Regions from separate parts of the Homo sapiens genome. Here region 1 is linked to region 2. A link is a loop called in an ENCODE intact Hi-C map of the cell type or tissue named here. Cell type or tissue: HepG2. All regions are shown on one strand. Links, peaks and the distances in the headings refer to the core of each region. The heading gives the core; the rest is flanking DNA. Region 1 overlaps ITGAV (integrin subunit alpha V). Region 2 overlaps ZC3H15 (zinc finger CCCH-type containing 15).

Evidence for each region. A loop is a pair of places that touch in the nucleus more often than their neighbours do. Peaks named below come from ENCODE experiments on the same cell type or tissue, not always from the same donor. Only the 100,000 strongest peaks of a DNase experiment are listed, where the experiment ranks them.
Region 1: a loop joins it to region 2, with 4 times the contacts of the local background. A loop is called at or near these places in 33 of 110 quality-filtered maps.

Annotation. Positions count from the first base shown.
Region 1 is chr2:186,594,018-186,610,862 of GRCh38, forward strand. It overlaps ITGAV (integrin subunit alpha V), which reads left to right. Exons shown (of 30, transcript NM_002210.5): 2 at 8,004-8,134. Among named protein-coding and RNA genes, the nearest start is that of ITGAV, 12 kb to the left of the region's middle. RefSeq lists a silencer at 1,165-1,459. In HepG2, for the core only: no CTCF peak of the experiment used is centred there; a DNase peak (open chromatin) is centred at 1,334.
Region 2 is chr2:186,491,630-186,505,881 of GRCh38, forward strand. ZC3H15 (zinc finger CCCH-type containing 15) reads left to right here. Exons shown (of 10, transcript NM_018471.3): 2 at 3,604-3,705; 3 at 8,553-8,664; 4 at 9,644-9,796; 5 at 10,867-10,958; 6 at 12,403-12,585; 7 at 13,822-13,968; 8 at 14,111-14,212. Among named protein-coding and RNA genes, the nearest start is that of ZC3H15, 12 kb to the left of the region's middle. In HepG2, for the core only: a CTCF peak has its summit at 12,661; a DNase peak (open chromatin) is centred at 12,642.

The DNA.
Region 1 (16,845 bases), core at 338-2,837, 91 kb after region 2:
TTATCTTACAGTTGGCAATGTGTAGATGTGTATGCCTTAGAAGCAGAAGGTCCTTCAATGGTTCTCAGTCCTAACTTCATGTTTGCAATATCTGGAAAGCCTTTTAAATAAAACTCTTGCCCTGGCTGTATCTTAAATCTAAAAGTAGATCTCTGACTTGATATTCCAGTGGCCTGGCCTGTGAATCATTTCTCGTTGACTAGCCTGTCTTAACTCAATTTGACTAAAAAGTCTTCACCAAGAGATGTTAGTTGCACCTCTGTTTCTATTAATGCTGGCATCATTTTCTCTGTCACCTTGGAAATACTTTCATATTCCTCCCTCTCATGTTCTATTTTTCTGTGTTTCTCCTACTTCACCACCTTAATATCAGTCAGTGATTAGTCAACAGGCAGAAGCTCCTAGAAATTCTTCCTTTTTAAGGTTTTCTTGATTCCATCTCTGCTTTCTACTCCTTATTTCAGTGTAGTTATGACAAGCATAGTCAGTGGCACTCAGGTCCTCCCCCATCCCTCTGCCCATCATTTGGCTCTTAAACGTGCAGAACATCTTGTCTGTTTCTATTCATTTTATCTTTCTGTAACATCCTTTTTCATCCTGGTATTCTGTTGCAAAAATTTTCATAATAAAGCTTCCATTGCCAGCAAGAAAGTCCAAACCGCTTAACATGGATTAAGGTCACTTGCAATCTGTCCCAACCTGTGTGTATTTTTAAAACTTCATGTACCATTTCTACTCTTACCATTTTAACCCTTTTCACAACACTTTACAAAATGATGCCAGCTCATTTTTTATAAACTTCAGAGTAGCTCTGATTATATTGGCTGATTTTTCTCATCATAAATAATATACATGTATATTAGGGGACATAAAACTAGGCTATAATTTTGTTATTTAGAAAGCAAATCCTATATTACTTCTGATTAAGGACATATGATGTTTCATAGAGCATTATGAAAGACAAGGGAAAATATGTGGAAATTGTAGTTACTGCTTCTGTTTTACAGTAGTTGTTGACTGGCATTTTTGTTTTTCTTTTGATTCAAAAAAGCATTTTTTAAAAAATGAAAAGTAAATCTGAAACTGGAATTGTAGCTTTGAAATAACATTCAGTACTATTTCATACACATTTATTTCTATATACATGTATGATAGTTTTTCAGAAGTTCCTTTTGGTGAAGGCTCATTGGTCAACTCAGAGTCAGCTAAATATATTAAACATGCTTTATCTTAGAAAGGTCAGTGCTGAAAGCAGACAAACAAGTTAGTTTATTTGGAGGGTTTGAAAAATGGACTTGTCATTGTTTGGCAGGTTGCCCCTCCTTGGTTGTCAAGGTCACATTCCGTGAATCAACTGCCCTTCAAGTACAGTTTGGATAGGGAGTGCATCCAAAGGCCATCCTCCTGATTGGTTCCTCTGAGCCTCTTGTCTGTCTCCCTCTCACTGCCTCCTCTGATACCTCTCCCTCTGTATCGCTCTCTCTTTTTTCTTTTTCTGTCTCTTGTCCTTCCTCTCTTTTTCCTTTCCTCTATCTCTTTTCTTCCTTTCCATCCATCTTTCTGTCCTCTCTCCCAAACTCAATCCTTTATATTTTAGCACTTCTTGGCATGGATGTAAACCTTAATTTTGAAGTCCCAGAGAGTTATTTAATGGCAGTGTTTCCAGTCATTAAAAAAAAAAATGTTGAGGATGGGGATTCTGATGATGTTCTTGGACATACTTTTTGGAGGGAAATGGAGTCTATCAGGAGAGAGTTGCGGGCATAGGAAATTAAGTCACTCAGCTTCAGATTTACACTGCTAATCAGTGAAAACTCTTGTCAACCTTACCTCACCCTGTGTATTCTCCCCACCTCGCCACCATTGATAAGAAATGTTTAAGCTGGCTTTTCTACCCTTCTTTCTCTTTTTCTTCTTCATTTGAGTTAATCACTTGACCATTAATGGCCCTTTGAAAACACTGAGGAAAGAAAAGCCCTTTTAAAGACAGAATTTAAGTTTTACATTTTCTACTCTTCTAGGGAATAACTTATTAATGGCATCAATTGTTTTCAGGACGAAGATGATAATTAAATCCCATCATCTTGTATTTTCGTGGTGTTTCAGATTTTCTAAGTTTGCATTTATTTATTATCACCTTCAGAAAGTTTCTTTTTAAAGTAATTACAGTGGGCATTGTTATTGCCATTCGATAGAAGGGAACAGAGATTCAAAGTTACTGCTTCAATTGATTTGCAGTGTTTGTAAATTTTAATTCCAAACTGTTTCCATTAGATAGTGCTGCTTAGATCACAAACATTTTTTTTCTGGTCTGTCAGTTCTCTTACCCTAATTAAGCTGTTGTACACTTTCATTAGTCATTCTTAGATGAAATTCAAGTAACAATTATTTTTATGGAGTGTTTTATTAACTTTGTTTTTTGTAGTATGTGTTGCTTTTTTTTTTTTTTTGAGATGGAGTCTTGCTCTGTTGCCCAGGCTAGAGTGCAGTGGCACAATCTTGGCTTGCTGCAACCTTCGCCTCCTGGATTCAAGCAATTTCTGGCTAACTTTTGTATTTTTAGTAGAGATGGGGTTTCACCATGTTGGCCAGGCTGGTTTTGAACCCCTGACCTTAAGTGATCCTCCTGCCTTGGCCTCCCAAAGTGCTAGGATTACAGGCATGAGCCACCGTGCCTGGCCTGTGTTGCTTTTTATTCCTTAATTTTTTTATATAGCATCTTTTATCACCTTGTACCCAGTTTTCTATGCAAGTATTTCTTTTTCACTACACAGCTTCCTCGTAAGACTTTAACATATGTCTAAGGTCATTTTACTTTCTCTATCTCTTCATTGTTCTCTTTAAAAAACTTAAATATCTTAATGATAACTTTAATATCGAGATGGCATTTTGGATGAAAAACTTCATCAGCTTTTTTCCCTCACAAATTTAGCATGTAGATATTGACACATTCCTTTTATATTATTCTGCCATTTCTGTAGCATTTCACCAGTATGCAAGTCTGCACATGAAGGTATGCTTAGGAAAACTTAATGAACATCCATTTGTACACCTGATTACCATCATTTCATGCCTATAATGTGCAGATAGCCTGATGAAAAGCAACAGGCTTGTTCCTGGTATTATTCAAGGAACTCATGCTATGTGCTGCCAATAGAGTGGTGTTTTCATTCAGAGAATGCTCCTACTGGGCTCTTTTTCTCTGTCTTTGTTGAAGGCCTTCTCCTAATAACTTCCGAGCTCTCTCTGTCTTATAGTGCCAAGTAAAGAAAGTATCTGAAACCCAAAATTAAGTAGAGATGTTACACAAGGAAATTGTTTTAAGGGTAATTTAAATAATTGGATGTTTAATAGAGGATGCTTTCTGCATTCTTGAGGGGTTCAGACGTAGTGGAAATGACTTATTTATATATGGCTACTTTAAGATTGAGACATAGCTATTGAATTTACTTTGTTACTCCACTGTCCATTTAAACTTTTCTTGAGTTCTTATAATGTGGCAGGTGCAAAAGATGAATTAGAGTACCCTACATTCAAAGAAGCAATTTATCATAAGGTAGGCAGAATAGTTTTGACCAAAAAGTTATAAAATATATTGTAAGACAGGGGTCCCCAACCCTCGGGCCATGGACCAGTACCAGTCCATAGCCTGTTAGGGACCATGCTGCACATCAGGAAGTGAGCAGCAGGAGAGTGAGCATTACCACCTGAGCTCTGCCTCCTGTCAGATCAGTGGTGGCATTAGATTCTCATAGGAGCAAACCCTATTGTGTGAACCCTGCTGTGAAGTGTGCATGCAAGGGATCTAGGTTACATGCTTCTTATGAGAACCTAATACCTGGTGATCCGAGTTGGACAGTTTCATCCCGAAAGCATCCCCCTCTATGTCCAGGGAAGGAAAGGTTGGGGACCACTGCTGTGAGCTACTATTTGAAGACAACCCAGAAGTGATTTTTGCTTGTAGGTTTCCAGGCAAAGCTTGAGAACCAGTTCTCCTATCCTGATGTAGAACCTGGTATGATCTACAACACTAAGAACGTGTACATACCTGTGCTTGTATTACTCTCATTAGGACTACTGTGGCAATGTCCCAAGCAAGCACTATTCAAGATATTGACCCTCAAAAGCAAACTTACCTGAACTGTTCTTTTGTTCTAGTATGCACTCAAAAATCATTTAATTCTGATGAAAAGGGGTAGTTGTGTGATTTTGGGGTCAAATTTTAGACCCGTAGAAAAAAAATTGTATATGTAATAAATTTACATATTATAATTTATACACACACACACACACACACACACACACACACACAGAGTTTCACTGTGTTAACCAACTCTGCTCTAGAAAAAGAACCGATGGGGTTTTGATGACGAGCTGCTCTCTTAGTTATGGGAGGTGGGGACTCTCTTACTCATAGCATTTTTTTTTTTTTTTTTTTGAGACAGAGTTTTCCTCTGTTGCCCAGGCTGGACTGCAGTGGCGCAATCTTGGCTCACTGCAATCTCCACCTCCCAGGTTCAAGTGATTCTCCTGCCTCAGCCTCCCGAGTAGCTGGGATTACAGGCTCATGCCACCACGCCTGGCTAATTTTTATATTTTTAGTAGAGATGGGGTTTTGCCATGTTGGTCTCAAACTCCTGACCTCAAGTGATCTGTCTGCCTCAGCCGCCCAAAGTGTTGGGATTGCAGGCATGAGCCACTGTGCCCAACCTCTTTTTTTCTTATGAAAGACTTTTGCTGAATGAAAACTAAGTTCATTTTCTACCCAGAATCATTTTGCCGTGATGGGAGAGAGCCAACATTGGTGTTTTACTGATGCCAGATATGACTGCATGGAGCTCTATTAAATAGGGCGTGGTTTGGTTGGGAGTTACGTCTTTATTTTGAATTTGTGGATTTTTAAGATAAGTGTCAGAAAGCAGGATTCTTTGTAACCCTGCAATTCGTACAGCCAGCTTTTGTCTACTGTAGATGAGATTTGGCAGCTACTACCCAGAATAAGAAATTGATTTTAAAAGTTCAAGTGAATGCATTCCATATTTAAGATGTACATTCGTTCTAATTTCACAAAAAGGTGAAAAGCAATTGTAAATGTTTCCTTTGCCAGAATAATTTAAGTGACTTAGTATTTAATGAAACAAAATGATTATGGTGATAGCATTTTAGGACTGTTTTTGTCTGCCTGTATCCTGCTTTATTTCCTCCTATATTTCAATCAGTTTCTTGAGATTAAAGACAAAAATCTTTTTTACTTTATCTTCTTTCTCTTCTTGACTCCTAAATGTTGTTGTCCCTGAGAACTCACTCATTGCCCCTCCTCTTTCGACGCTTCCCCTGGCTGAATAACCCCAACTGTGTTCTGATACAGCATACTGTCTCAGGCAGGGCTTCAGACTACAACTGGATGACTCACAGATATCTCAAACAAACATATTAATAATTGAATTCATGGTTTTTCTGTAAATACTAATTTTATTTTATTTCTTGAGACAGGGACTCATTGTTTCACCCAGGCTGTTTGCTTACTTTGTAGCACTTGTAATCACAGCTCACTGCAGCCTCAACCTCCTGGGCTCAAGCCATCCTCCTGTCTCAGGACCCCAGCTCCACCCCCAAAGTTGGGACCACAGGCGCATGCCACCACACCCAGTGAATTGTTTTATTCTTTGTAGAGATGGGGGTCTTACTATGTTGCCTAGGCTAGTCTTGAACTCCTGTAAGTACTTAATCTGCCTTCTGCTTCTCTGCTCTCTAGGCTTTTCTCCCATCAATGCACTCAAGAAGGAAATCTAGGTGGCATTCTTGAATGTCTTTTCTCTCATATTCAGGCCTCCAGCGATTGCTGTTGTACTCCAGATGTTTTTTTCCATCTGTCACCTATCTTTCCACCCACCCTCTTACTGCAGATCACACTCACCTGCTCCCTGAGCTGCGGCCAGTCCTTTGCTTTCCTTGTTCCATTTTTTTCTCCCTCTCCCTTAATGCTTTCCCCATAGGGCATAACATTTAGTTTTCTTTAGTAGATGATTTCATTCTTCTTAAAAAACTCAGTGGCTTCAAATGAACCTTGGGATAAAATACAAAGTTTAACCATGGCCAAAAGGCCCTATTTGACTTAGTTATTGCCAGGCTCCTTGACCTTATCTTGTGCCACTCCCGGCTTGTCCCCTCCTTCAGCCATACCTTTCTTTGTAGCTCCTGGAGATTCAATTCTTTCTTGCCAGGGTCTTTCTACCTCTGCCTCACATATTCCCTCCATCTCTTCATTCCACTTCCCTCATCCCCACCCCCCACTCCCCTCCATCCTCAATACACAAATGCTCCTAGGCACCCTCCTTCTGATCCTGTACATCTTAATGTTGTGGTGAGTTCCTTAGAAATAACTTCTCTGTCTACTTTATCTAAAAGAGAACTTTCTTCCCCATTCTTTAAAGATGATTTCCTTAGAGAGACTTTCCTTTACCTAGAGGAAATCTTTCCCCTCTCATCCTTAGAGATAACTGCTCTGTCTAAAGAAGGTCTCCTCTCCCTATTCCCAAAAATCTCTCTCAGCTAATTGTTTGCTTACTTGGTAGGACTTGTAATAGTAATTTATTTATTGGCTAGTTTCTTGCCTCTAAGGGAATGTAAGCTAAATTCCTCCATTAAGAGCAGGAATCAGCCAAGCACAGTGGCTCACGCCTGTAATCCCAGCACTTTGGGAGGCCAAGGCAGGCAGATCACCTGAGGTCAGGAGTTAGAGACCAGCCTGACCAATATGGTGAAACCCTGTCTCTACTAAAAATATAAAAATTAGCCAGGCGTGGTGGTGGGCGGCTGTAATCACAGTTACTCAGGAGACTGAGGCAGGAGAATCGCTTGAACTGGGGAGGTGGAGGATACAGTGAGCCAAGATCATGCCATTGCATTCTAGCCTGGGTGGCAAGAGCAAGACTCTGTCTCAAAAAAAAAAAAAAAGGCAGAAACCAAGGTTGTTTTAGTCATCTGGTATCTCTAGCACTTAGGACCTTGCTTTATGTAGAGGAAGCACTCACTTCATATCTTTTATGAATGAATAGAAAACAACAAAAGAAAACATCTCTTTAAAATTAAAAATTTTACTCCTGATTATTGTGTCTTTGGTTTATTTTACCTTAATGACAAAGAAATTGAATAGTGGTCCTAATCTTTGACCAAGAATTGATTAGATTAATCTTGTGATAAGAAATTTTTTATTAAATAGTCAACTATTAAAAAAAATTAAGCCTAGGCAATGTGGCGAGACCCCACCCCTACAGAAAATTTAAAAAAAAAATTAGCTTAGCATGGTGGCATATGCCTGTAGTTCTACCTGCTCAGGAGGCTGAGGTAGGAGGATCGCTTGAGCCAGGAGTTGGAGGTTGCAGTGAGTTATGATTGTACCACTGCACTCCAGCCTGGGTGACAAAGCAAAACTGTGTCTCTTAAAAAAAAAAAATAGAATAAAATAAAAATTACAGCAATATTTCTAATGCAAGATAATTTTTCTAAATGGGAAAATCATATTTATAATTATACTTTGGAATAATTTACTTAGAATATTTTTTTTTTTGCTCAACATTCAGAATATAGAAAATGCATAGTAATTCTCTCACACACGCACATGCACACACACACACACCAGAACACCAAAACAAAACTTTCCTGCCTCTAGGCAGCATACATTTTTAAGAGCTTTACTGAGATATGTGACATACAATAAACTGTACATATTTAAAGTGTATGATTGACCTGCATAAATTCCTAAATGAATGTAACCCTGAACTTGCCTTATAAAGTTATCAGGAAAAATAAACTATATCAAATAATGTATGCATGCAAGAGACTACCAAATGAATAATGAAGATTATGCCCTCAGTGAATAGCAAATGGTTTTAAAAAATATTTATAGATAATATCAAGAGAATGATTGCTCCTCATAAATCAGAAGATATTGCTTACACTTTGTTTCATTTAAACTTTGGTCTGCCGCTTTTGTATTTTAGCCGGATGTTTCTTCTCGTGGGAGCTCCCAAAGCAAACACCACCCAGCCTGGGATTGTGGAAGGAGGGCAGGTCCTCAAATGTGACTGGTCTTCTACCCGCCGGTGCCAGCCAATTGAATTTGATGCAACAGGTAAATTTTGATGCACAATTTTCTTTTCATTGATTTCATTTGATTTTTTTTTTGCAATTGGTTTAGTTTAAATGTAGCCATTTAATACAATTATATAGATAAGCACCTCAGCTTCACAGGGAAAATTATATAAAGACAAACGATTTATTATATGATTTTTTCCTACAATTTTTGTGGTAGATGAAAGTATTAAAAGTACGTTGTGTTTCCATTGGTTCAGATGTCTTCTGCCGTAAACTGATAATATCAACCCACAGAAATTTGGGGTAAACCTGTTAGGATGTTTTTGTACCTTTTCTGAGAATAGGGAGCTCATAGGCACAGAAAGGCATTCTGCTGCTTCTCTGTCAACCAAATTGAAGCATGACTCACTATTGTAGAAGATCAAATCTCTGATCATGAATATATCCAAGCCTTAGGCTGTGCTATAAAAAGCAGTTGAGGAGGCTGGGCATAGTGGCTCACGCCTGTAATCCCAGCACTTTGGGAGGCTGAGGCAGGCAGATCACGAGGTCAGGAGTTCCGGACCAGCCTGACCAACATGGTGAAACCCCATCTCTACTAAAAATACAAAAATTTGCTGGGTGTGGTGGCGCCTGCCTGTAATCCCAGCTACTTAGGAGGCTGAGGCAGGAGAATCTCTTGAACCTGGGAGGTGGAGGTTGCAGTGAGCTGAGATTGCGCCACTGCACTCTAGCCTGGGTGACAGAGGGAGACTCCATCTTAAAAAAAAAAAAAAAAAAAGCAGTGGAGGAATCTTTTGCATTCAGGTGGACTTAGGTGACGTAAACATTTATCAAGACTTTGTTGGGAAAATTATATATTATGGTTCTGATAACAGGAGAATTTTAGGGATAATTTTCAGTGTCAGAATTGTGGTAGCAAGGAGAAAAATAGCATGTGTAAGATGAGAAATAAGCTTTACATTTTTGCCAGTGAAATAAAATATGCAGAATTCTGTACGCATTTATATTGGTATATTTATATATATTTGTGAAATCTTAGATAGTCCTTAAGGAAATAGTGTGACATTCTTCTAGTACAATAGTCTTACAAAATTTTTTATTGATTCTGATTTGCTGGCTTTGACAGAGTGCTTTAAGATAAACCTGCAGAAAATTAATCCTTTTTTCCATATTGTTATTTCCTGCCAGTACTAAAATATATTGATTCTGGGAAATATGTCAGTGAAACAGGAATCATGATGTGGACTGTTCCATTTGACATTGTGATCAGTGCCAAAATGATTGTTAGTCATTAAGCCAGCTGTTAATGGGAACCAGATCACATGCACATGTTTTCAGGGTTTTTTTTTTCCATTTGAAATTATCTACATTAAACTCTGTTGTTGTATTTTTCCATATATGGCTAATACTTGGAAAACTCCAAGAGTTTGTAAAAAGGCCCAATTTTACCATAAATGGAGAAATACCTGTGACTCAGAATATGATAGTTTTAGGGCATTTATTGTCTAACAAAATATGAGAACTAATAAAAGGAAACCACAGTTTAGATTTTGATAGGTCGAACTCTTCAGATGTTTCTGTACTTAACACTGTAGGTTTTTGTGCATTGCAAGATAATTTATTGCTTCAGATAATTTTTTGTTTATTGAAAATAACATTTGCACATGGTAAAACAAATTTTAAAGAGTCTCAAAGGGTGTACAATGAAACATACAACTCACATCAGTCTTCTCAGAAGCAATCACTTTTTTTTTTTTTTCTTTTTGAGATAGGGTCTCGCTCTGTCACTCGGGCTGGAGTGCAGTGATGTGATCATGGCTCATTGCAGCCTCCACCTCCCAGACTCAAGTGATCTTCCCACCTCAGCCCCACGAGGAGTTGGGACTACAGAGGTGTGCCACCAGCCCGGCTAGTTTTTATGTATTTTTTTTTTTAAAGAGATGGGGTTTTGCCATATTGCCCAGGCTGGTCTCAAAACATCTGGGCTCAAGCAGTCTGCCCCCCTCAGTCTCCTGAAGTCCTGAGACTACAGGTTTGGCCCACTGTGCCCAGCATGAGGCAATTACTCTTAACAATTTCTTTTATCCTTCTAGAATTTTCTTACTTCTATATATGTATGCATCCTTGAAAAAAAGGCAACTCAAAAATCTGATGCCTCCCTGCACCGTTCTAACAATAGAAATCTCTTGTAGATATTTCCTTATCGGCATATGAATTTACCTCATTTTTTGTAAATCACTGATACTATTCTATTGTATATGTGTACTTAATTTGCTTAAATTATATTTTCTACTAGTGGATACTTTGGTTATTTCCAGTCTTTTATTATGAACACTGCTGTAGTGAAAAGGTTATACACAAGTATTTGTACAAATATGTGAATATATCTGTATGATAAAGGAGATTTTTGGATCAAAATGTATGTATATTTAAAGTTTTGTTAGGTATTGTATACTTTCCCTCACAGAAGTTTACACCCCTCCAGTTGTGTTTTGAAACCCATGGCAACCTCATTTATTAGCATATTTTTAAATCTTCGTCAGTTTTATAGGAGGAGATAGTATCTGTTATGTTAATTTGCATTTCTTTAATTAACAGTAAGACTGAGTGTCTTCATATTTGTTTGTAAGCCTTCAGTATCCCTTTTCCTGTGAGCTACTTTTAGTATATTTGCACATATTTTCTGTTAATTTGTGATTTTTAAAAAATGAATCTCAGTTTATGGCACTCCATCCTTTCAGTGTTTAGGCCAGAATCTGGAGCTGTGTTTGACATTGAATCTGTCAGTAGGTCAAAATTTAACTGCTTCTTATCAGTCCACTGCTAATATCCTGGTCCAAGCCACCACTGTCTCCCACCTGGACTATTGCCCTAGATTTCTGAATTAGGGCATTGCCAGGAACGAGATGGCACACTTAAATTGAGGTATTTTGACTATTTACAGAGGTCTGTGCAGGTACCTGGGGATTGATCGTATATCAGCACTAGTTAAAATGTGACCTCTAGGCCTGAAGGCAGCGATTACCAGAATCTGAAGACAGAATACTAGGTGTAGAGAGCCACGTGACAGGAGCTGTGGCTTTTTTCAGAGGGCAGGAGCCAGCCCAAAATGACCAGGGGATTAAAACAATGAGCTCACTCTGCTTCCTCCCTTTGATTCTCTGTGCTGTGCCTCATAAACAGTAGGCACATTCCCACTTCACCCTTGCCTGGGCTGTGTTTCCTGCCTGGAACATTCTTTCCCTAAATATCCACTGAGTATCTGCTTCACCATCATTTTGAGAATTGCTCAGATATTATCTTCTCAGTGATGACCATCTCATTTAAAATTCCAACTCCCTCTTCTCACCTTGTACTTCCATCCTCTTCTCTATTTTTCCCAGTAATACTTACATTGTTACATGTTATTTATTTGTTTTTAGTGAATGTCTCTTTCCCTCAATTAGAATGTAAGTTCCATGAGGACCGTTTTTTATCTTTGTTCATTGCTGAGACTCCAGGGCCTAAACATTGTCTGGTGCCCAGCACAAGTTAGTGCTGAATAAATTGAAGAGATGAATGTACGATAAGAGGTTTTTATATAGTAAGGAAATAACTAAAGTCCTTTAGTGGTTGTAGATGTGTATATATATATATATATATTTATATGTATAATACATATATTCTTATGTATATGTATAATATATTCTTATGTATATGTATAATACATATATTCTTATGTATATGTATAATACATATATTCTTATGTATATGTATAATACATATATTCTTATGTATATGTATATCTTTTGTCCCTGTTTATGATATTTCTGTAATCCTTTTGTATAACTTCTGAGACCTCCCCAGTGGAAAAACAATTAAGACTTCATTTTTTTACATTAGTATTTTTATTCAAATGGTGTTTATTTGAATGTAAGAGGACAACATAGATTTAAATAATCCAGTCAAGAAAATGTATATCTAAAATAGCCACATTAAACTATATGGTATTGAGTTTCAAGGAAGAAATGCTTATAGCTTATCGCATCCTGCTAAACTTTCTTTATGTCTCTCTCCCAAGGAACTCTTCATCCCATCTTAGCCCAAACATATAAGCATCCCTACAATACAAATGCCTTCTCTCTTTTTTATTATCTCAAGGGAGACAGAAGCTGAGCAGATATGTGGGGTTTCTGAAGGCAGCCTCCCTGGGGCTCAAACCCTGGTTCTGCCAGTTACCAGCTGTTGACGTTGCACGGGTTACTGTTAGGTTACCCTCATCTCCCTAGTGCAGTATTCTCATCAACCTGCTCCATGGGTGTGGATTACATCGCATGAGTTAATTTACATATAGGTGAAGACTTCTAAAGTGCTTAGGACAGGGATTGGCATGTTGAAATGGCTCAGTAAACATGAGCTGTTTCATGTCGCTATTCCTCCCTTTTGCCTTCTTAGAGACCCTCCCTATTCCTTCATTTGCTTCTGTATCCCTGCTACATTCTCCCTTTTCCTTTCTTCCCCAACTTTGAAGTGTGTTTAAAGTTTTTTCCCTGAAAAACTAATCAAAAACTGTTTTCCCTTGAACATGTATCTTTTCTTAGTCAGTCACATCTTTCTCTCTTCTTTCCTTTACATCCATGATTTTTGAATACATATTGTGTCTTCATCACTTGTCATGCTTCAATCCAATAGAATCACTGTTGGGTTGTGGCACCGACCCAACCCAGCAGTGATTCTAACTGCGATTGTTGACAGCAGCCTATTTGCCAGCTTCAGGGGATGCTTATGGTTCCTCATCTTTTTGGACTGCTCTTTTACAATTCACCCCATTGGCCATTCCCTCCTTAAAGTTTCTGCTCTTCGTCTGCTTGAAATGATCACATCCTTTTATCCCTCCTAAACTTGATACTATTGTTAAACCTCATGGTGTCATGAAAAGGAATAGGCCTTGTAGTTAGACAGACATGGGCTCAAATCTAGCCTCTGTCATTTTTTCTAACATTACCTTGGGAAAATTACCTGCCATTCTACATTGTATAATACATTCCAGGGGTGATCACGAAGAGTATAAATTGGTTAGTTTATTTACTTTATTGTGTTTCTGAGCCCAGAACAGATTTTAGTGCTTAAAAGTGCCCTGTCCTCATGTTTTTAATATTTGGGAAGTAATTTAGTTTATGAAACAGTCTCAAGAAAATTAGCTGTAATTATATGATGTGGGAGATATTACAACACTTTGTCATTATTCACATTTTTTTAAACTTCTGGGAAGACCTTTGGTATGCCCATGTGACTTTTTCTGGCCCATAAAACATAAGGAGAATTGTGTCATTTCTGGGTGGCAGGGTTTAAGAGCTGGGGCATTATTCTGCCCCTTCCCAGATGTCACAGGGAGTAGTGATAGTTGAAATGGTAGAACTTCTGTCAACCTGAGGCCTGTGGTAAGGAAGACATAAAGCTTAGACTCTTACTCATATGTGTGTGGACAAAAAAAAATCTATTGTTCTTTTTAACTACTTGAGATTTGGGGGATGCTTGTTACTATAGCATAATGGGAACTAAACTGAATAACACATATAGGGATATTAAAATGGAATATTATCAATAATCATCTGCTGGAAAATGGTTATTAAAACCACTTTCTATTCTGCATGCCAGTTTGGTCTTCCTTTAAGTTTCTAGTCTGACTTACTGAGTATCTGAGTGACTAAGTGACTAGGTATCATTGCTTATGCTAAAAATGGCCCCTGACGTTAAGTTGCATTTGGATTGGGAGAAACTATAAATAGACTAAGTACCTGATAGGGATGTCATAGCTTTGGGGTTCCTTGAGTATAGTGACACAAAACTGGCATGTGTTTTGTGGCGACTCTGGAAGCTATGGCTATGGAGTTGTTGCAAAAGATATCATTTCTGGGGGGCAAGAGGCTTTGAAGCCAGAATGACTCCTGCGTCTACCAGGTTTTGTTTCTTCATATCTGAGCCGTCACCTGGCGGGGCAAAGAGAAGTACTCTGGACAGCTGGGTGGACAGTTGTATAGGAAAGTTCATGTAAGGATTCTCACCAAAGAGGTATGTCTGGTTCTGTCCTGCTGGAAAGCTGTGGTTGTGTCCTATATCCTTGCAAGTAGATTGGTGCTTCATATGGCCTTTGATAGTTTTGTGAGTTTGAAAGTTTAGTTGAGCCTTAGGAAGCCGCAGATGATGTTGCATCAACATTTGAAGTCTGTAATTGTATGAAATATTCTAGGCTGGTTGCTGCATAGTCTGTTTCTCCTTTGAAAAAATAGAATAGTAACTATATTCCTTCCTACAAAAAAGAACAAACCTCAGCTAGCTCTAGAATCACAACAAAAATTTTACAGTAAAGTGCTTGGAGATACTACAAATGCTTGGCATTAAGTAATATTTTGTAAAATGGTCCTTTCCTCTCCCATTCACCTTTTAAGTCAGGTTCTGCCATACTGGTAGTCTTAGTGCACTGAGTACAGTTCTCTTTCTTATTAAGCTGAATTTTTTGTTGATTTTTTTTTTCTTACTGATGTTATAGTATGTTTGTTTTCCTGAGTAGACTATAAGCTATCTAAAGGCAGGGAACACATTTATTTCCACTCACCATTTATTCCACTTCCATATGGTGGGTTGCCTGTGTGTATGTTCCATGCAAGTTTTGGGCTCTTCATGAAAAGTAATAGAAATAGACTCTAGCTAAATTTAACAGAACAAGAATTTATTGGAAGGATGTTGGTAACTTAACAGTTATCTGAAAAAATAAGCAGGAACCAAGAGAAGCTAACAAAAGAACAACCAGTGGATTTTATTGTTGCTGGTACTGCTATTGCTGAATGTGGAGTAACACCATGAGAATAATTTCTTGTCCATCATGCCTCTTTGCATCATTTTATAGAGATTTAAAACTTTTATAGTAGTGTCTGTTTGGGTGAGTCTAAGTCTCATATCTGTGAAAGACCTGGAAAGCCTGTCTTATCTTACACAACTAAGAAGATTATGAGCTTGTAGAGGGAACTAAAAGGTATAGGATTAAAAGGGTGCCTTTTTCTCCTTTTGACTGGAAAACAGGGTAATAGGAAGGAAACATCCTTTGCAAATAACCCTTTTTATCTGTTGGGCTAATTAGTAATTCATGAACTAATTTTACTTTGTGTTTACCAGTGACGTCCCTGGATGTTAGATAGTATATCATTTATTAAAAGGCCATGTAACTGTTGCTTGTCACGTGCATTAAGACATACACTAGTAGCTAATTAAGAAAATCTGGATTTTGCTTTTAAGGTATCATAACACAACTTTCTTAGCTTTTAAAGAAGACAGATGGACACTTTAGATGTGCTTTCCTATCCTGTAACATGATTTTGGTGGTTTGAGTTGGGGGTAAGAGAGAGGCTTTCAAAAATGTATTTGAGAGATCAGTCTAAAAGTTATTTTACTGTAATTCTGAAAAGTAGACATAAATAGATTCATACCAAAATAAAGGAGGCATAACTGGAAAGTATCTAACTTTGCCTGGGGACTTTGAAGAAGGCTTCCTAGATTAGTTGGTGACATTTGAGCTAGCTAATGAAAAATGAGATGAAATTCCTTAGATGTCGAAGAGGGTTCTAGCTTGAGAAAACAGTATGTGTATGCTGAGTAAAAGAAGTTAGGGACTGATAATCAAGTAATTCCATGTGCCCTACATATATATATATGTATGTGGGCATAAGGGTTATACGTGTGTGGTGGTGGGGTTATGGTGTTGAGGGCACGATGAGGAATAAAACTGGAAGTAGCTGAGGAAAGATATAAATGAGTTTTTAAAAACATACTCTAAAGGTCTAGCCAAATAAATTTACCATTAAATCTTAATGCATATAGAGTATTATATTAGAGATAGAAGGATCTAGAGCCCCATAGGGACATCTTGGACTCCTGGTTCCTTGTAGATTTCACATGAACATTGCAGATGAACTAATACTTTCAGTACCCGTCTTATTAATTTTCCTAGTCACTTTTTTGGTAAAATGATAGAAGTTACATGAAATAATGAATATTATCATATACATATATTCAAAATATTATAGACACGACTTTAAAAAATGTGGAGTTTCATGATACAAAGTTTAATTTAGTAGAAGGTACAATCCAGGATAGAAAAGTTACTCGCTGCTTTGATTTTTGAATAATATTTATGCTTTAGTGAGCCTTCAGGAGTAAAAAGGAAACCTTAGTCCAAAATTTAGATTTGCAAAAGTTATCTCCAAAATGTGCTGCCCTGTTAATGTTCTTTCAAGATCTTGACTCTGGCTTGTCATCTTTATTTTTCTTTTTCCCCCAGATTTGCCTGATAGAATGTATAAACAAAGCCACAACTAAGATGTTTTAAAAAGTTTCTTATTTTATATGTTTATGCAATGATTGAAATATTACAACTTGCTTTTGCTTTTGAAATAGCAGTTGCCCTCTTGGATTTGTAAACCTTTTCATCCAGTGACTCTTCATAATTTATAGATTTTAAGCAAGGTCTGCATAATGACGGAATAGTTTTTTTCCCCTAAATTGAAAGAATAATGTGAACTTTGATATGTTGTGGAATTAGTGAAAATGAAACAGTTATTTTGGGTATGATTTCTTTGTTTTAGTCTAAGATGATTGATAGGTAGAAAACTCACAAGTGGATGATTTAGTTTAGGGATTAATGATCTATGTATTTTCAGTAGTAAAGTTATTCCAAACTATAATAGATTGCGATGCAAAACAATATTGAGA
Region 2 (14,252 bases), core at 11,493-13,992:
GGATTAAAATTTGGGCAGTCTGGCTCCAGAGTTTATGCTTCTAAATGCTTGCACTATACAGCCAGCCCCTTATTAATGACTTAACTTCAAATGAATTTATCATTTCTGAGTTTCTGTGTATCATAGAATTGTTGAGAGGATTCAATAAAGTATATATTCAGGGGTTATGTTTATGTTTAGTGAATACTAGATAAATAAGTGTCCCCTTTCTCTGTGGAAAAATGTTAATTTCTGAGCTCTAACTTAGAGGTGAACACAACTCACTTATTATCTCTTTAAACTGGTTATTTATGTGCCAGAGCAGTGTAATGAAACCTGATTTTTTTTTTCTTCTTCTGGGATCGGGAGTTTATACACCTTTACCAGAAACTGCCATTGTGAGTGCTTTCTTTTCTTACTGGCCAGGTCCCCTTAGGGGACATTTTTCTTTCCTAAGTCTATCTGGCAGTATCTGCTTTGCTATTTGGCCTTATTTATTCATTGTTTCTTCTCTGTAGTTACAGATGGAGCATGGGTTGAACCGCAGTTTATTTTCTCTGGCAGAGCACCTGTAGATGCTGTTTAATCCTGATCATATTTTTTTCTAGAGCCTCCTCTCCCTCCCGTGAGAGCTCACTTTTTGTAAAGGAAAAGTATGGCATTTTATACTTAGTTGCTGCACTGTGTTCATCTGTATGTATCACATTATGTTGACCATCTTTCTTCAAATTGAATTGAGTGTTAAACTTTCTTTATAGAAACAAGGGAAGCCATCCGTAAAAGGCTCAGTGCAGAAACATCCAGCTTGTTTGTGCTTCTTACCTTTTTTCATACACATAGGCTGTAGAAAATTCATGTAGAATTTTGTATAATACCATGTTGGGATGTTAAATCATGAAACAAGCATTTAAGTAGAGGAAAGCAAAGTTTTGGTATATGGATATAGATGTCATGAATAAAGAGATATTTCCCAATGAGAGATAACCATTTAGAAGCAAAACCCTCTGTACTTTTTTGTCTTAAGACTATTGAAAGATCTTTTACTGATTTTGAGGTTGCTGTAAACATTATGTCATGTTGTATGTTTTTAAATACTAATTGTTTCAGTACTATTGTTTTCTTTTTCTAGCTTGTCCACGTGGTGGTATTTTGTATCTATTATTCTTTCTACTCATTATTACTTTTCCTTTCCCTTAGAAATAATAGCAAAATAAAGGCTATAAAATGGCCACTTGTTTCATACTAAATGCCACTCAGAGGGTCTCAAATTACTTTGAGAAGACCTTTTTGCCTCTTCTTCCTCTCTAAAACCACCCATAAACAAGAGAATGAGAAAGAAATACAAATTCTATTTTGAAATTAGAAGACATCTGTAATCTTGGACCTCAGCATATGAAGATTGGCAGTAGATGGATGAGTTGGTAACTGACTTAGAGCAGAGCGGTTATGTCTGAGTGCCTGTCTAGGAGTGTGCCTGTAAGAAGCAAGTGCATTTCCTCTGCAAAATTATGAAAAAAAAAAAAAACTCAACAATGGGAAGCACTAGGTAATACAGAAGGCAAGAGGCTGAAAACTAGAAGTTAAAAGTGTTAGGAGTAATTAATAATTCTTATCTACTACAGCTCAGCCAGGTGACTACCTCTGCAAGAAACAGGAGGGGTCTTCTTGGAGGTGGGAGGTGGCAGAGAACAGGCCTCTCTGCTTCTGGAACACTAAGCACAGAGGAGGTGGGATGTGAGCCTGAAAATGGAAGCTAGTAAGTCTGTACAGTAAACTGAGACCCCTTCTACCTGCTCTTTTCTCTTGTTTACAGTTAGACTTATTGCCCTCCCAGCTGGAGGATCTTTCTCCAGAGAACCAGAAAAGACCCAGAAAAAATATTTCAGATATTAGCATTTGGTTTCTTGTCAGGCTTGTCACACATTCACCTTAGGGAGAAGCTCACTAGTCAAGCCTGCTATATGAGTTTCTTAGAACTGCTGTAACATGACTACAAACTGGGTCACTTAAAACAACAGAAATTTATTCTCTCAGAGATCTGGAGGCTAGAAGTCTGAAATTAGTGTCAGCAGGGCCATGCTCCCTCCCTCTGAAGACTGTAGGGAAGAATTCTTCCTTGCCTTGTCCTAGTTTCTGGTGGCATCTGTCAATCCTTGGCATTCTTTGGCTTATATAGCAGTGTCACTCTGTCTTCACATTTCCTTCACTTTGTGCCTGTGTGGTCCTTATTAAGGCACCAGTTATTGGATCTAGGGCCTACCTTAATCTAGTATGATGTCATCTTAACTCATTACATCTGTGAAGACCTACGTCCAAATAAAGTCAAATTTATGGTCAGGTGGACTTGAATTTTGGGGGACATTCCAAAATTCAGCCCACTACAGACCACTGCTCCCCTCCACACACACGCTTGCTCATACTTGTGCAATGGCTTCTATATGTTTTTGTACTGCATACTTATTTTTTTTAATGTTTTTCTCCCCCCAACCCCATACTGCATACTTACTAAATATGAGTAGATAGCCAAGGATCACCATTAGTGCTTAGCACATAATGAGCATTCCATAAGTGATAGCTGCTGTTATATTGAATATTACCAAGTTACTGTATTAATATTCCAGATTTAAAGAAAATGTTGCTTTTAATTTACATACTTTTAGTATTTCCATCTTAGCAATAACTAGGAATGTATACATTTCAGTAGTTTGATTTCTTTATTAAATTTAATTGTTTTTGAGAGGATAACATTTATTAACTAAAAAACCAGTCCAGAACTGAATGTATCTTCCTCTTCTTATGTAGTAGTCCCAAAAATGTGTTCAGTATCGTATAACCTCTCAAGATACTCTGAGTAAAAATGGATTCTGCTACAAAGGATGATTTGGAGGTGCTGCATATTATTATATTCCCTCTGATAAGGGCTGTAAGATACCTTGTGCTTAAGAATTAAGAATCCTTTTAATCAAGCATTTTCCTAAATGTATTTAACTACAGGACTTCTTATCCCAATATAAGAACTTTGCACATCCCATAGAACTGATATCCAAAATATGCTTTAGAAAAAGCTTCATAGAAACTGGAAACCATCATTCTTAGCAAACTATCGCAAGGACAAAAAACCAAACACCTCATGTTCTCACTCATAGGTGGGAATCGAACAATGAGAACACTTGGACACAGGAAGGGGAACATCACACACCGGGGCCTGTTGTGGGGTGGCGGAGGGGAGGGATAGCATTAGGAGATGTACCTAATGTAAATGACGAGTTAATGGGTGCAGCACACCAACATGGCACATGTATACATATGTAACAAACCTGCACGTTGTACACATGTACCCTAGAACTTAAAGTATAATAAAAAATATATATAAAAATAATAAAATTTAAAAAGCTTCATAGAATAACAGGTTTAATGATGATAATGTTGAGTACATATTGAATTGTAAAGAATCTGGGTGATGATTTAAGGTCATATATTGCCTTGACTTGATGTTTAGTGTTTTGCATGTTTTTATATTAGTAAAGAATAATTATCAATAAAAATAATGATTTTTAGATATCATTGGAGGATATATATGGTAACATAAATTGCTAAGATATTTCTGTGCTCTTTCTCATGTAGGACAAAACTTTCGGTTTGAAGAATAAGAAAGGAGCAAAGCAACAGAAGTTTATCAAGGCTGTCACACATCAAGTTAAATTTGGTCAACAAAATCCACGTCAGGTAAGTAATTTAAATGTCCATATCTTTTTATAAATGTAATATTAATATAGCCTCTGTTTCAGATAAAATGTCTGGTATTATTATATAATTGTATTTCAAAACAGAATCCTACTTGAAATGTTTTTGCACCTTGGCCTTCCTTACCAGCAGTACCTCTTGGATATTGTCCAAGCCATTTTGATATAACTCTCATTTATTCTAATAATGATTGCATGCCGTTCTACAGTACAGGTGTGTTATATTCATCTATTTCACTGTTCATAAGTGATCACTTTGTTTCCAGCTTTCTGACACTAAGACCACCTGTAGAAATACAGGAGTTCTTACATGTGTTTATGCTTTTATTTCTGTGGCATAAATTAGCTGGTAACAGACTCCAGATCAAGGGAAATGGATTTCTAATTTTAACATTATAAATTTGCCAGATCACTTTCCATAGAGGCTGTAGTACTTCACATTTTCATTTGTAGTACATGAGCAATAGATACTAAAGTTCTTTTTAATGTGTTACAATCTGATAAGTATAAAGTGATATCTTATTGTTACATTGTTTCCCTCGCTACTGGAGAGTATCTTTTGTATACTTGTTAGCTGTTTGGGTTTGCACTTCTATGACTTCCCTATTGAAATTATTTGCTTTATTGGTTGTCTTTTTCTTGTCAATTTATGAGATACCTTTTGTCTGCATTGCAGATAATTGGTGATATTTCAGTTATGTTTTGCCATGCACCAATTTTTAACTTACATGTATATATAGAGTTTAATATTGCTAGATATGTTGCTAGCTTTTTAAAAATATGGTTATAAGGTCTCCCCTGCCACTGGATTCTGCATGTTTTTCCTAGATCATTTGTAATTATTTTATTTTTATAGTCTATGTCATATGAATTTATTTTATATATCTTAAAGTTCTCACTCTGTTGCCCAGGCAGGAATACAATGGTGTGATCTTGGCTCACTGCGGCCTCTGCCTCCTGGGTTCAAGCCATCCACCTGCCTCATCCTCCTAAGTAGCTGGGACTACAGGCGCATGACACCACACCTAGCTAATTTTTGTATTTTTTGTAGAGACGGGATTTCGCCGTGTCACCCAGGGTGGCCTCACAATCCGCCTGCCTTGGCCTCCCAAAGTGCTAGGATTACACACGTGAGCCACCATGCCCAGACTAAGTTTGTTTTCTTTTAAATGAATAGCTGCTTACACCAGCATCATTTATCCAACTGAAATACCACTATTATCCTACAGTCATAGTCATACATTGTTTAGTGATGTGGATACAATCTGAGAAATGTGTCGTTAGGCGATTTAGTCATTGTGCAAATATCATAGAGTGTACTTACACAAACCTAGATATTACAGCCTACTACACACCTAGGCTATATGGTATAGCCTATTGATCCAAGGCTTCTAACTTATACAGCATGTTACTGTACTGAATACTGTAGGCAGTTGTAACACATTAGTAATGATTTGTGTCTGAACATAGAAAAGATAGAGTAAAAATATGGTATTATAACCTTACAGGATTACTGTCATATGTGGTCCCTCATTGACCTAAATGTCATTAATTCTGTGCTTGACTGTACATTAAAGTCTCAAGGCAAGTCTTTTCCCCAAAATGGTATACCTTTTCTATTTTTCCTGGTTGTTCTTAGGCATTTATTCTTTCATACGAATTTTAAAATGAGTTTATCCATTGGCAACTCATTTGAAAAAAATGTAGCCCCTTTTTTTTTCAGGTTCTTTAGACCTCTCACTTGTAAAGATTTCATAGACATGGATCTTTATTTTTAAAGTACATTTTTCCACCATTTTTATCTCCTTTTCATTAACTTCTGGAAACACATTTTTGTAATGTAGGAGAGAAGAAAGAATTTCTCATGTGTTTACAGATTTTTTAAAAATCTGCTAATATGTATTTGTGAGATAAGTAAATTTCTCTTGCTCATGCTGTCTGCAAATCAGTGACCCAACACTTTCCTTTCACATCCATTTTCCCAGCTTGATTCTAGAATCTAAAACTATTGCTCTTCCAAACTGCTAACTTAATAGCCCGGTTTAATAAAAATTAATGTTTAGAGCTCACGCCTGTAATCCCAGCACTTTGGGAGGCCGGGGCGGGCAGATCAGCTGAGACCTTGCAGTGAGATAGACTTGGGTGTGAATCTTCCTATCTTTTTTGTTACATGATCCTTAAATAGCAACCCTGGTCTTTATCTGTACTGTGGAAGTGCAGTTATTCTTTGTTGGATTCTTCTGGTGGTTAAATAAGAAAATAATGTAAATTTTCTGGTGAATATAGATATCAATATGTAAGAAGAACTCACTTTCTTCACTTAGCCCCTTTTTCAATCCTGCTTTCTCTTCCCCAACTTTTTCTTCTAGTGGAAAGTGTTTTGAGTGGTGATATCAGAATTCATAAACCTGGGAAAGTTATGAAATGTGTGTGCTGGTAGTTAGCTTTGATAGTATATTTAATACTATATTTTTGATACTTGCGTGGATAACTGGACTTATCTGTGAACATGGGGTACCTACCCATCATATATAACATCGGAAATGAGCAGTAGTGCTGCTCTTAGAGCTGGACAGGGGGTATCCTGGTCTAGGCCCTGCGATACATGTGTCTTCTCCAGACTGCTGTCTCCCCTCAGGTAAGGAGTCACTGAAGCCAAGGGGATGTACCCACCCAGATTTTGCAACATCTCTTCCTACAACATTCTGACCCTGGTTTATCTGCCTACAAAGGCCTCTCCACCATGCCCATCTCTGTCCATTGTGCTACCAATATGTCTGAGGTAGCCAAGAGAACAGTGTACGCTAAGGGTTTGAACAGAGCCTGCATCCATACCCTTTCCTTCCTTCTTGCACCTTTACCTCCCCCTACACCCAAAATGGAATGAAACGGGGTGGGAAGAGGAGAAAAAAGAGCCCAGGGCTAACTCTTGTGTTGCTGCCATGCTTCAGTGTGGAACTCCATGGAGTCTGAGCATTTTAAATTTGAACCTGTCCTTCCAGGTCATAAGGTATATTTGTCGAGTAGGGTTACAGACCATATTTTATTCATCATGAACTTGATTTCTAATTTTAAATATTTAGATAAATGGCTTGTAGACCTCCATTGTATTCTTGCTCAAACATTGCCCCACAAATGTTTGAGATGGGCCTGATGAGCAAAGGATACTTCTATTAAAAATTAAGCGACTTAAATTTTTTCTTTCAAAACATTTTTTGTGTTTAAACACATCCACCATATAGAGTCATATTCAGGATTTGGGATGTCTTTGACCTAATTATAGCATTTGGCCATTCCTTTCCTAAAATTTCCTCTTTCTTGAACACATTTTGTCCTGGTTTTCTACCTGCTTCTTTGATGTTTCTAGGTCTTTTTATTGGACTTTTTAGGTTCTTTTGTCCCATTTTATGTTGATTTTCTTCAAGGAAGTGTCCTTTACTCTTGCCACTTTTTTATGCTCTCCTTAAGTACCATATACCCAAAGTTTTAATTGTTACCTGTAAGCTGCTATTTCTAAAGTCTTTATCTCAAAGCAGACCCTCTCTGATTTCAGTGGAATCAATATGCATGTCTATCTGCCTTCAAAAGAGCTCTACCCAGATGCTTTGTAAGCATCTTGCACTCTGTATGTCTAAAACTAAGCTCATCTTCACCTCTTACCCTGAAACCTGTTCCTCCTGTATTCCCTGTCTTGTTTAACGGCACTAACCATATACATGATAATCCTAGATTCCTCCCCCTTTATACTTCATGTTCAGTCAGTCCTATCAGCTCTGTCTCCTTTTCTCCATCCTTACCAGTAATGCTCATTTTAAGCTCTTGTGTTTTATTGTGTACAGCAGTTGCAGCAGCCTCTTGCCTTTATTCTTGGATTCCCAATCCATCCTCTACAAAACTTGCCCTCTTGATATTTTATAAAATGTGACCTGACCTTGTTATTGGGTTACTTTAAACAGTTGAGAGAACTCTGTTCAAGCTACTGATGCAATCTAAGCATCTTACTGATGTTTCTCATACTTTATTCCTCTAGTCCCTGTAACTTTGCATTGGCTGGCTCTTTCTGTATTTCTTTTCTTGCCCATCAAGAAAAACTCATCCATAAGGTTATTGGCTCAATTTAGTTTTCTCAGGTATATGGGCATTCTTTGTTCCCAGAGCACTATGTACTATGTTACAGTTGTTGACATGTCTGTCATCCTGCTAGATTCTGAGCTTCTTTAAATAAGCATCTTTGTCTTTTCATTGTATTCTCTGTCATCTAACATAGGACCTGACGTATAAATGTTTGGATGAATCCTCTAATCATATTAGGTATGTAAATCGTGTGCCTGGAACTATGTTATATGTCATGTTTTGTTTTGAATTGTTTTGTTTAATATCCTACATTGACCTAACCCAGTGTTTTTCCATGAGGGCACTATATAGGTTTTTGGGGTGGTATAATTCATTATCATGTGGGACTGTACATTTCAGGATGTTTGCTTGTCTCATCTTCAAAATGAACCTGTACGTTTCTGGGGAGTGGGTTGTTTTCACAGAAGAATATTGCAGGTGAAAACTATTTGCTAAAAATGCTGAGCATGTAGTAAGTGCTTAATAAATGCTTGTTGCTGTAAGCTTTTGCTTTTAACTAGGCATGGTACCATCATTACAATTTTGTTTAATAGTTTAACCACAACATTGAATAGACTCTGTAAGGCCATTATAACACTGATGTTAAAAGGTAAGGACTGTAAATATGCAAGTGTCTTGTTATGGTAATGCTAACTTTGTAGTAAAAACAATTTTGTAAACAATCAAATTTACATTTTAAACCTGGGAATATTATAGGTAGCACAGAGTGAAGCTGAAAAGAAATTGAAGAAGGATGACAAGAAGAAAGAATTGCAGGAGCTAAATGAGCTGTTCAAACCTGTAGTTGCTGCTCAAAAAATAAGTAAAGGTAAACTTAAAATTTCAGAAGTGTGATTTTTTATCAAATGTAGTTTATGCTAAAAACTATTTATTTTGATGTTTATTTTCTTTAGATAATGAGACAGTTATGTCTGAATGAAAATGTTACTCCATCAAAATTACCTATGTCAGTGGGTTGCTTATGATTCCTCTGTATATGTTCACATCTGTGTCATTGTACAGCTGAACTGCAGCCATGCACCCCACACTTAAGGCAAAATTAGTAATTTAATAGACTGCTAATTGATTTATAACATTCAGTCTTTGGTAGTAGGTAAGCAAAGCCATAGTTGAATAAACTGTACGTCCCAAGTTTTTGGCACTGTTCTGTCATGTATGTTCATTTCTTTTTTGCCTTTTTTTGTTTTTGTTTTTGTTTTTGTTTTTTTGAGATGGATTGTTGCTCTGTCACCAGGCTGGAGTGCAGTGGCACCATCTCAGCTCACTGCAACCTCCGACTGTCTGGTTCAAGCCATTGTCCTGCCTCAGCCTCCCAGGTAGCTGGGATTACAGGCACGCACTACCACGCCCAGCTAGTTTTTGTATTTTTAATAGAGACGGGATTTCATCATGTTGGCCAGGATGGGCTCGATCTCCTGACCTCGTTATCTGTCTGCCTCGGCCTCCCAGAGTGCTGGAATTACAGGTGTGAGCCACCATGCCTGGCCTCCTTTTTGCCTCTTGCCCTATTGACATCAACTAGACAAAGCCTGTGAAATAGCCTATGTTCTTGTTTGGTTTCCCACTCTCTGCCACCTTTCATAGTCAGAATAAAAGAAACAAAAGTAGACATAAATGCTACAAAAAGAACTTTAAAGAAATGTCTTGCTAATCACCCATAAGTGCCGTTTTCCTCTCACATCAGTGAATGGAAAATAAGTTAACCAAAATTCATCATATTTCAGGTAGAATCTATACTTTACAGCCTGGCAGATTATAATACAAATACCATATGCCATTTGACATAGGTGCAGATCCCAAGTCTGTAGTATGTGCATTCTTCAAGCAAGGACAGTGTACTAAAGGAGATAAGTGTAAGTTCTCCCATGACTTGACTCTGGAGAGAAAATGTGAAAAGCGAAGTGTTTACATTGATGCAAGAGATGAAGAACTTGAAAAAGGTAATTTTTTTAAAAACACTCTCTTAAAAATAAATGTTGAATACTTTCGGTTTGCTACTAAGATATTTATTAAATTGAAGAACATTTCAATCTTAATAGACTGTTTATAAAAAATAATTAATTGGGTTTATTATTTTTTATAAAATCTGAAAATTACCATAATATGCCCTTTAAGTAAATGAAGATACTTTAAAAAACAGTGATTTATTTTGGAATTGTCTGTCACCCTTTCCTTCAGTACTACCTGCTCATTTATCCAAAGTACTTAGGAAGCTTTGGTGAATAATTTTCTTTTTTTTTTTTGAGACGGAGTCTTGGCTCTGTCGCCCAGACTGGAGTGCAGTGGCACGATCTCAGCTCACTGCAGTCTCCATCTCCCAGGTTCAAGCAATTCTCCTGCCTCAGCCTCCCAAGTAGCTGGGTCTACAGGGTCGTGCCGCCACGCCCAGCTCATTTTTGTATTTTTAGTAGAGATGGGGTTTCACCATGTTGGCCAGGATGGTCTTGATCTCCTGACTTCGTGATCTGCCCACGCTGGCCTCTCAAAGTGCTGGGATTACAGGCATGAGCCACTGCTCCGGCCTTGGTGAATAATCTTAAAACTATTTATTTCTGCCTTTGGTGTTTTAAGAAAACCGTGAGGCCAGGAGCAGTGGCTCATGCCTATAATCCCAGCACTTTGGGAGGCCAAGGCAGGAAGAATCACTTGAGCCCAAGAGTTCAAGACCAGCATAGGCAACATAATGAGACCCCATCTCTACAAAAAAATAGAAAAATTAGCCAGGCATTGTGTTGCATACCTGTAGACCCAGCTGCTTGGGAGGCTAAGGCAGGAGGAATTGATCGAGCTCAGTCAATCAAGGCTGATTGAGGGAGGTTAGGGCTTCAGTAGGCCGTGATCATGCTATCACACTCCATCCTGAGCAACAGTGAGACCCCGTCTCAACAAAAAGAAAAAGAAAAATGTGTTAAGCCATGAGTCTTATAACACAGCATTAGTGTCTAAGGAGATATGTGTTGTGGGAGTAGTAGATAAGATTACAGTATTTAATCTTCATTTCTTTATTTAGATACTATGGATAATTGGGATGAGAAAAAGCTGGAAGAAGTAGTGAACAAGAAGCACGGTGAGGCGGAAAAGAAAAAACCAAAAACTCAAATAGTATGTCCTTTTCTTGAATTGAGTTGCTGTGATATTTATCATTAGGGAGAATTATGTGGCAAGGTATTTGCTGCTATTTTCTATTAGATTATTCTGTAAGTTACTGGAAAATTTGATTTCATCAAGATAAGGTACACGAAGCTTTATTTTTGGAATTTACAAGTTAGATTTTATAGATTCTTGTTCAGAAATAGCTGAACAAGAATAAAACTATGTTACTGAAGTCCTTTAAATGCCATTTTCTGAGGTGAACGTTCTCAAATATGGATAAACAAAATTACATATCCAGACAAAAATCCCTATTTTTTTGCACAGAGTGGAAGGAGGCCTGTTAAACTAACCCACTTAATAATGTATTTAGTTTTAATAGGGATAGATTTTTAAATTTTAAGGTTTAAAATATTTCTACATATGAATTCCAAAATGAATTTTTGGTAGGTAGTGGCTCTAATTCCAGGAAATGTACCTTTAAAAATTGGTTCTTGATGTCTCAAACTTTGCATTTATGTCTATATTTATAGTGAAGTTACAGTAAAAAGTCTTGCTGTGCTAGAATAATTCTAAATACTACATTCATACACATCTGTTATGTTTGTTTTTGGGGGCGGATACTGTTTGTTAATTTTCTCTTACTTGCAAAGCTTAATACTTGAGGCTTAAATACAATTGTATCTTCTATCCATGTTGTGAAGGGTCACTCTCTTTGTGTTCCTTTTGTACCTTGCTCCTGTATACTGCTTGTGATTCATTTTTATTTAGGAAAGATCAAACCAAAGAAAATCATTTATTCTATTTATTTTATTTTTGAGGCGGAGTTTTGCTCTTGTTGCCCAAGCTGGAGTGCAGTGGCGCAATCTTAGCTCACTGCAACCTCTGCTTTCCGGGTTCAAGAGATTCTCCTGCGTCAGCCTCCCAAGTAGCTGGGGTTACAGGCATGTGCCACCACGGCCAGCTAATTTTTTGTATTTTTAGTAGAAGTGGAGGTTCACCATGTTAGCCAGGCTGGTCTTGAACTCCTGACCTCAGCAGGTGATCCGCCCGCCTCGGCCTCCCAAAGTGCTGGGATTATAGGTGTAAGCCACAACGCCTGGCCTGATTTTATTTTTTATAGCTAATTGTATATTCTGATTCGGGGGCGTACATTTACAAAGGGTAACTGAAACAAGTAAGTCATTTTCGTATGATTTAGAATTTAGAACAAATGAAAACTGTATAGATTCCCCTTTAAGGGAATTTGCCATTGTTCTACATATTTTAAGATAAACTTCTGTTGCATTTCTGCACAGAATAGAGGCTAGACAGAGCACCCTTATGTGCAGAAATGAATAGAATGTACTTGTGTAATATAACGTACTTGTGTGTATACTTGTTCCATATACTCAGGCATTTACCTTGGAAATGGCCTACACTGAGCCACCGCTTGTGAATAATATTGTCTCTATAGGTGTGCAAGCATTTCCTGGAAGCTATTGAAAACAACAAGTATGGCTGGTTTTGGGTATGCCCTGGAGGGGGTGATATTTGCATGTATCGTCATGCACTTCCTCCTGGATTTGTGTTGAAAAAAGATAAAAAGAAAGAAGAGAAAGAAGATGAAATTTCATTAGAAGATCTAATTGAGAGAGAGGTAACTGGTATCCTTTTCCTACCATAAAAACTGAAAGCAGTATTTATTGTGAAATTCTAATACTTACCACTTGGGGCAATAGCCTTTTATGAAAGGAAAAAAAAAATATTGTGATCTATTCCCAAAGTTGCCCTACTTTAATTATTCTTGTATGTGTAAAATGTTAACCTAGCCATAAACATTAGCCAATCATGACATTAATTTTAGGATTGTGAAACAGTCTTTTAAGTACTAGCTAATGGCTTATCAAATTATTTCTGTAAGATTGAGTTACTAAAAATGCTTAGTTCTCAGATTGGTTGAATTTTTATAGTTTTAGATTTTTCGCCCTGATATCTTTTTTCACTAGTATATTAGTTATTAGCATATGTACGGAAGAAGACAACACTCTAGTTTTTAAATTATATGTTTTATCAGCTCTGGACTCAAAACACTCACTCTGCTTATAGAAGGGAATGAGTCTGAAGAGGATATTCAGCTACTTGTCTTTGGCTCCGTACAAAACACAGTTTTATTCTATGAAAATTTTGAGATTATTAGAAACATTAGATTTAGGGTTGCATATTAAAAACTATATCCATTTTGCCTTATTATTTAGTGTCTCACTCAGGATATAACACACTATAATAGAAAATGTAGACTTCAGAATCAGGTATATTTGAGATGGTTTGTATACTGGTTCTGACACTTGTTAGCTATTCATCTTTGGTAAATTCCCCATTACCCTTTGTTCACCTATTTGTGGGGATCAGTGCATAGTGTGTGTAAAGCATTTAATACCTGGCAAGTGTTCAGCAAATTTTTTGTTCTATATATTTATTATTTGATTATTGGCCCTGAGGAGTAGGTGTTTGTTTGTTTGTTTGTTTGTTTAGTTTTATTTCTCATCTTCTCAGGAACACAAATGAAACTTGGATATTGTTATGGTGCTTTTTATAATATATTTATTATTTTCAGCAATTGATTCATGTTAAAACAATTTCTTATGACAAGTTACTCATCTTCAATGGTGAGAAGAAATCTAGCTCAGAATAATATATTTTTAGTGTTTGTATCTCTGGATACTCATTTTGCTCATTGCCACGTAAAGTAAAAAAATACATAAATTAGCTTATTCCAATGTAATATCTTCAGGATAGTCATGGGCAAGGAATTAATCACATTAAGAGATAACTGCAACTAAGCACTATTTGAGGTGACTTCTGTGGAAAAAAAATTAATTCTTTACCATTGCAGCGTTCTGCCCTAGGTCCAAATGTTACCAAAATCACTCTAGAATCTTTTCTTGCCTGGAAGAAAAGGAAAAGACAAGAAAAGATTGATAAACTTGAACAAGATATGGAAAGAAGGAAAGCTGACTTCAAAGCAGGGAAAGCACTAGTGGTATGTCTCAGGCTCACCCAAACTGATTCTTTATTCTTCCATTTTCAATTTCTGTGTCATGCAAGATTTTGTTTCTATTTCATCAGTGACAAGGAATGTTTAGATTTTTGTCCTGAGTTGATATATTTGTGTGTCTCAATAGATCAGTGGTCGTGAAGTGTTTGAATTTCGTCCTGAACTGGTCAATGATGATGATGAGGAAGCAGATGATACCCGCTACACCCAGGGAACAGGTGGTGATGAGGTAAGAGGAAGCTTTGTGCCTCATCTCCTTATGTTAATTG